Regions from separate parts of the Homo sapiens genome. Here region 1 is linked to region 2. A link is a loop called in an ENCODE intact Hi-C map of the cell type or tissue named here. Cell type or tissue: heart left ventricle. All regions are shown on one strand. Links, peaks and the distances in the headings refer to the core of each region. The heading gives the core; the rest is flanking DNA.

Region 1 (2,922 bases), core at 193-2,692, 67 kb before region 2:
CTGGCTAATCTTTGTATTTTTAGTAGAGGCGGGGTTTCACCATCTTGGCCAGGCTGGTCTTGAGCTCCTGACCTCGTGATCCACCTGCCTCGGCCTCCCAAAGTGCTGGGATTACGGGCGTGAGCCACTGCGCCTGGCCAGGAGAAATCTTTTTTGATTTAGAGATTATTTCTTTTACAGAGTAGTAATTGTATTTTTTTGTTCAGTAGTAGTAATTGTATTTCTTTAACCATTAGAAGTTGGTCTACATGGAAAGACAGCCAGAACAATGAAAATAATAATACTTTGGCCTATGTATTGACTAGTTTTGTGTAGGTCCTAAAATAGCCTAATTTGAACTTGGCTTTAGCTAGTTACTTGGACAGTGTTTCTTCTTGTGTGCCTTGGGTCATTATAACCTTTGAAACTTCAGTGAATGACTTATGTTTATTTTAAAATCTTAGTGGCATGAAGTCACTGGAGCTTTCATAAATGTTTCTGCTATATGACTTGTGGTATCAGTGTAAGGGTTTATAATAAAGTCCTTCAGATCTTCTGAATTTGCTTCCATTGGAATTTTGTTAAATAATGCTCTTACATAAAATGGCGTTCATGCTATAAGTCAGTGGAAGAATGTGAGGTTAGACTATGGTTTAGAATTTTCATGGTTAGCATAATTACATGTTTGTATTTAGAGATGATGGTCTCCCTTCATGTATACTTGATGGGGGAAGAGAATGAACTGGTATCAGACCAGGTGCTTGCTAGATCCTTTCTCACATATTCCATCTCATTTAATCCTCAGAGTGCTTTGTTACCCCATTTTTCATGTGTAAAAACAGGATCTAGTGATTAAGTGACATCTGGGGACAAGTCATTAGTAACCTCAAGACGGAAGTGGAGTGCTAAAGTCAAAGTTCAGCTTCTTTGTGTAAGAATACTTTGTGGGTGTGCCTACCTACAATTCTCACCCCCAGGTCAATTACGATAGCTAACTGCTTCAGCTATGTTTTCTAGTTAGGATAGGAACAGTCATGTTGCTATTCAGAAGAAAAATGTCCATCAGTAGATCCTGGACACTGACAGTACATCTTATTCTTAAGGACCTTTAATTGACTGGAAGATTTTTAAGGTTCAAAACTGACCATATTATACCTCAAACTAGTCACTGTATATATTTCTCTGTTGTACTACTTTTGTCACTAGTTTAATTCACATAGCATAATGTCTTCAAGCTTCTTTCATGTTGTAGATTGTGTCAGAATTTCCTTAACTTTTAAGGCTAAGTAATACTCCACTGTGTATATGTACCACATTTTGTTTATCCATTCATCCACTGGTGGATACTTGGGTTGCTTCCACTTTTTGACTATTGGGAATAATGAATAATGCTTCTATGAGCATAGTATACAAAGAGCTGTTCGAGTTCCTGCTTTCAGTTCTTTTGGGTATATACTCAGAAGTAGGATTGCTGGGTCATATGGTAATTCTGTTTTTCTTTTTAAGGAATGGCCATATATTTTCCACAGTGGCTGTGTAGGCCATATATTTTATGTCATAAGTTATATAATATATATTATTATAATATAGTTCCATTTTTTCACATTAATGTGATTGCACTATACGTTATTCAGCAGTTTGCTTTTTTATTTGTAAGAAATCTTTCCATGTCTATACTTAGAGCTCTAAGTCTTTTCAGTCCCTAAATAGTATTCCATAATTTATCCAACCCCGACAGATGGTATACACATGATATATACACACAGTAGAGCTAAAGGTATGCACATTTTAAAAGCCACGTAGGACCATAGAGTCAACATTACCAGAACTTCAGACTTTGCAAGAAAGCCAGAAACCCAGATTTTTAAAAAAATTATTCCATTTTAAAAATGCCAAGCGAAGGAAAACTTGGTTCTAAGTTAGCTTCAGCTCTTGTGCCACCAATTTGTTATTTGAGCACTGATCTTTATCAACAATTATCATGGTCATCTAAATCTCTTCCTTTTTTTTTTTTTTACTTTAAAATTAAACCTATCAAAAACCACTCTGTCTTTTCCTGTCTGCCTCCTTGAACCTTTTTCAATGATCAAAATGCTTCCATTTCCTGGGGTTACTGCAATATGATGTTTCCTTAAATGCCACAATCCTCTTGGCCACTTCCATAGTATATTCTTCATTATATACTTCTCAATATTACATATTTTGAGGTGAGTGCTAACCCACATGTTTATTTGACATCTCACCATTTCCAAGGCACAGCCTCACTGTCCTCAAACACTTCAGCACCTGGTTTTACATTCTTATATATTATTTATACTGTGTCCCATCAACACAGACACTGACTCTTCACCTCTCTCATCTGGCATCCTGATTCTGCAACTGGAGTGAATTTCTAATTGCACTTTAGATACTCCAGAGCTTGGACCGTATAATTAGTGAGAAAAGTGACCCCACCTTTAACACTTCTGAACGCTGTGTCCCTGTCACTCCTTGCCGCTCCCACCGTCTGTCCCCTGCTTGCCTTCCGCCATTTCTCTTTTCCCATTCTGTTGGCTTCCTTTTTAGCTGTAACTAGCTTGAACTTCATGATCATTCACTTCAGAGTTACACCCTCTACCACCATAGAGTCATGCTTGGTATTCCAGCATCCCATCCTCCCAGTCCCTAGAATAATGACACACCAGGCCAATTCTGGCTCAGTAGTCTCCTACTTAACTGTTATACTCTTCCTTTTTTCCAGTACCCCCAACATTTGAATTCACCATATTTATCCAAAAGGTCGAAGAAATGCTTTGCAAACCCTTCAGTGGGTTGTGAAACCAAATTATTGGATGTTTGCCATTACTTAAAAATAACGGAGTAAAATAGAATGAAAAATAGAATGCAAGGCATATACTATAGGTAAATTCCATGTCATTACACTTTTGTATTACTGTGGGTAGC
Region 2 (2,922 bases), core at 115-2,614:
CCCTGTTAATTTTTGCTAATGACATGTACTCCCTGGACCAAATCTGGACTGTGAAAGATGAACCACAGGAAGGCAGGCTGTTTGGTGTTAGCATGCTCTGTGAGCAGCACTGAGACCTAGCTGTTGGCAGGAACCGGTTTGCTCAGAGTCTCTTGGTTGGTATTTCTAGGTGATGTTGTGACCTGAAGCTCGCAGAACCTCAGAGCATTCAAATGTGCGTGACAGGTTTGCTGAGTTGTTTGTGTATTAAATTAGCTGATGAAAAAGCTCAATGAATGGTAGCTATCACTACTTTTTAAAAATTAACTCTTAGTATGCTAGAAAATCAGAACACTGATGTGGTTTTTAATGTAAAATAGCTAAAAGAATTTTATTTGGCTCCCTTTGATCTGGTATCCCAGGAAGTTTGTGCCTGATGTGCCTCTTTTGCTTGAAGATGGTGTTGAATGTTTTTCTTGTCCTTTAAGGCCTTTCCAACTCTACTTGCAAAAAAACTTTGTGTTTCACAAAGAGAATTCCATCGTGCTCTGCTCCAGGATCCTGAGGCATGGGTAGGTAGGCCTGGGGCTGAGGGAATGACTTTAGTGTAACTGTAGGTTTTTCTTTCAGATTGTTATGCTCTTGTTCCAGACAGATATCCACTTTATATTTATGTTTTGACACATGGTACCATTTCTAATATCTTCTCATAAAAGTGATTCTGAATTTTATATGTTGGCAAAAATTAATTGTGATCTATATCATTACGTTGTGTTCTAGCCATCCACTAATCTGTGTAGACATTTCGTATTGATCTTAAGACAAACGTGTTGACACAGTTAGGTGTCTCTGAACCCTCACTTGTGGGGTGCAAGGGGATAGCTCCGTGACCAGTTGGGGCTTCTTGGTCACACTGTCTTCTGATGACAGCGAGAAGTGCCAACAAGGCTGTGAAAGAAGTTTGAGCCATCATCTGACTGCCACATGGAAAAGTGCTTTCTGTGTTCCTGACATTTTAAGCTCACCCATTATGTGAAGGAAACTGAATGTGTGATGTTAGCTTAACTAGAGCATGAGGAGACTAGACCTATTAGGTGTCTGTCTCTGTGACTCTTGTAGCTTCCCTGGTCAGGGCACCCAGATACTGGTGCTTCTGTAGGGAGATAGCACTTGGCAGGGCCAGGCCGTGCAGGAGAACTCTGAGCATCTGTCCAGCCAGGCTGAGGCCTTCTGTTGCCCTGCACCAGCAGGGCCCAGGCCCTCTTTGTTACACTATCAGAGACCCTCCCGGCTGTCTGTTCTCAGCCCTGTTGAGTTGGGGAGCAGATAGAAATGAAAAATTTACACATGCCAGATAGTTCTGCTGTGAATTTGATCTTTTCTTTTCTAAATTTAATGATTTATTTTCTTCCATTTTGGTTTATTTGCCTTTGCTCTTTCCTGTTGACACAGAAGTCAGTTTTTACTTAACGTTCTCTTTCTTTTCTCCTCCATAAAGGAAAACTCTACACCCCTGACAGTCAGGAACATGAGTGACACGTCATACCCTGGTATACTTGGTGTAAATGAACACCAATACATTTCCATCCTAGTCTCACCAACCTGCTGAAAGATGTAAAAAAAAATCATTCAGTGACTAGAACAGTTTGCTATCTTTCCAGGCTTTCATACGGAAGAAGCTCCAAACGTTCCTAGTGAAGTGAGGCCTTGGCACACCTCTCTGACAGCCTGTGAATACCCCATCCTATAGTGCTGGGCTTCCCCAGCCACCAAGCTGACTTGCCAGAGTCACCCTTTCTGTTGCTTGTGTGCTGCATTCTCACATATGTGTGAAACTGTCTGTAGCGTCGGCTCGGCTCTGCTGTGGTAGCAGGTGCCAATAGTTTGAAATAAGGGTCTGGGTTTGAATCCAGCTACCTTATTTGTGACTGTGGGTAGATTCCTTCTCTCTGAGCCTGGATTTTATCATTTTATCATTAGAGATTTATAGTGTGGAGGTGGGGATGAGATTGTGAGAGCGCCACAGGCTTCCTGCACAGTGCCCGGGTCACTGACTCTACTTCCCTGTGGCCGGTGCCTGTCTCAGCACGTCTCAGCGCAGTGTAAGTCAGTGAAATGTCTGGTTTACGTACATGGTTCCAGGTATCAGTTTAAGGTATTATTAGTTGTGTAAAATGAAACATAAATATATATAGAAGTATTCTAAAATGTTATCCATCTGTTCTTCAAAGCAAGGCATTTGTCATATTCTTTTTTTTTTTAATTGTAAAGTAATATATTTGTCCTATTGAAATATATTGGCCTTCTCAAAAACTGTTTCTTGTCAAGATGCTTTTCAGGCAGAATTTTAGATTTTACAGTATGATTGTTAGAAGGTTATATGGGCATCCAGATTATGACATTTATTTTTAGATTGATAATCTACATAGAACAACACTAAGGCTTGCAAGTGTAGGGTCTGTGTGATCTCAGGTGGCGCTGGCATGGTGCCTCGGCTCTCCAGTTTTAGTAGACAGGTGTGTCCCCTCCTTGCTTGGCACTTTCCTAACACTTGGCCTCCCCTGCCCCACCATCCTAGGTGCATGATCCTCTAGATCCTCTTACCCTCCAAGAGCCCCAGACACTCTAGGGACAGATACCCTGGGGATGGGTGCTTGTGGGTCTGCGTGGTTAATAAGCATTCCACATGAGCCTTTAAGCTTAACAACAGTTTGAGAACACTTATTGTTCTTTACATGCTATGGAAGATAAGCAAGAGTTGTGCCAATGTTGCCATGTACTTCTAGGCCAGGATTTAGTAATTTTTTGCCCCCTGCGTCTCCCAGCTTGCTGACTCATGCATCTCTATCAGCACATGCTCATCCACCTCCTGAGCCGCTATCCATTGTCTGCTCACAATGCGCCCTCAGTGGCTGCTTTCTCAGTGGGACAGACCACTACACT

Evidence for each region. Peaks named below come from ENCODE experiments on the same cell type or tissue, not always from the same donor. Only the 100,000 strongest peaks of a DNase experiment are listed, where the experiment ranks them.
Region 1: it touches region 2 in a loop (2.9-fold over the local background); 21 of 110 quality-filtered maps call a loop at or near these places.

Annotation. Positions count from the first base shown.
Region 1 is chr9:93,455,822-93,458,743 of GRCh38, forward strand. All of the region lies in intron 1 of FAM120A (family with sequence similarity 120 member A), which reads left to right. Among named protein-coding and RNA genes, the nearest start is that of FAM120AOS, 3.7 kb to the left of the region's middle. In heart left ventricle, for the core only: no CTCF peak of the experiment used is centred there; no DNase peak of the experiment used is centred there; H3K27ac peaks cover 382 bases.
Region 2 is chr9:93,522,813-93,525,734 of GRCh38, forward strand. All of the region lies in intron 7 of FAM120A (family with sequence similarity 120 member A), which reads left to right. Among named protein-coding and RNA genes, the nearest start is that of PHF2, 52 kb to the right of the region's middle. In heart left ventricle, for the core only: no CTCF peak of the experiment used is centred there; a DNase peak (open chromatin) is centred at 1,176; H3K27ac peaks cover 190 bases.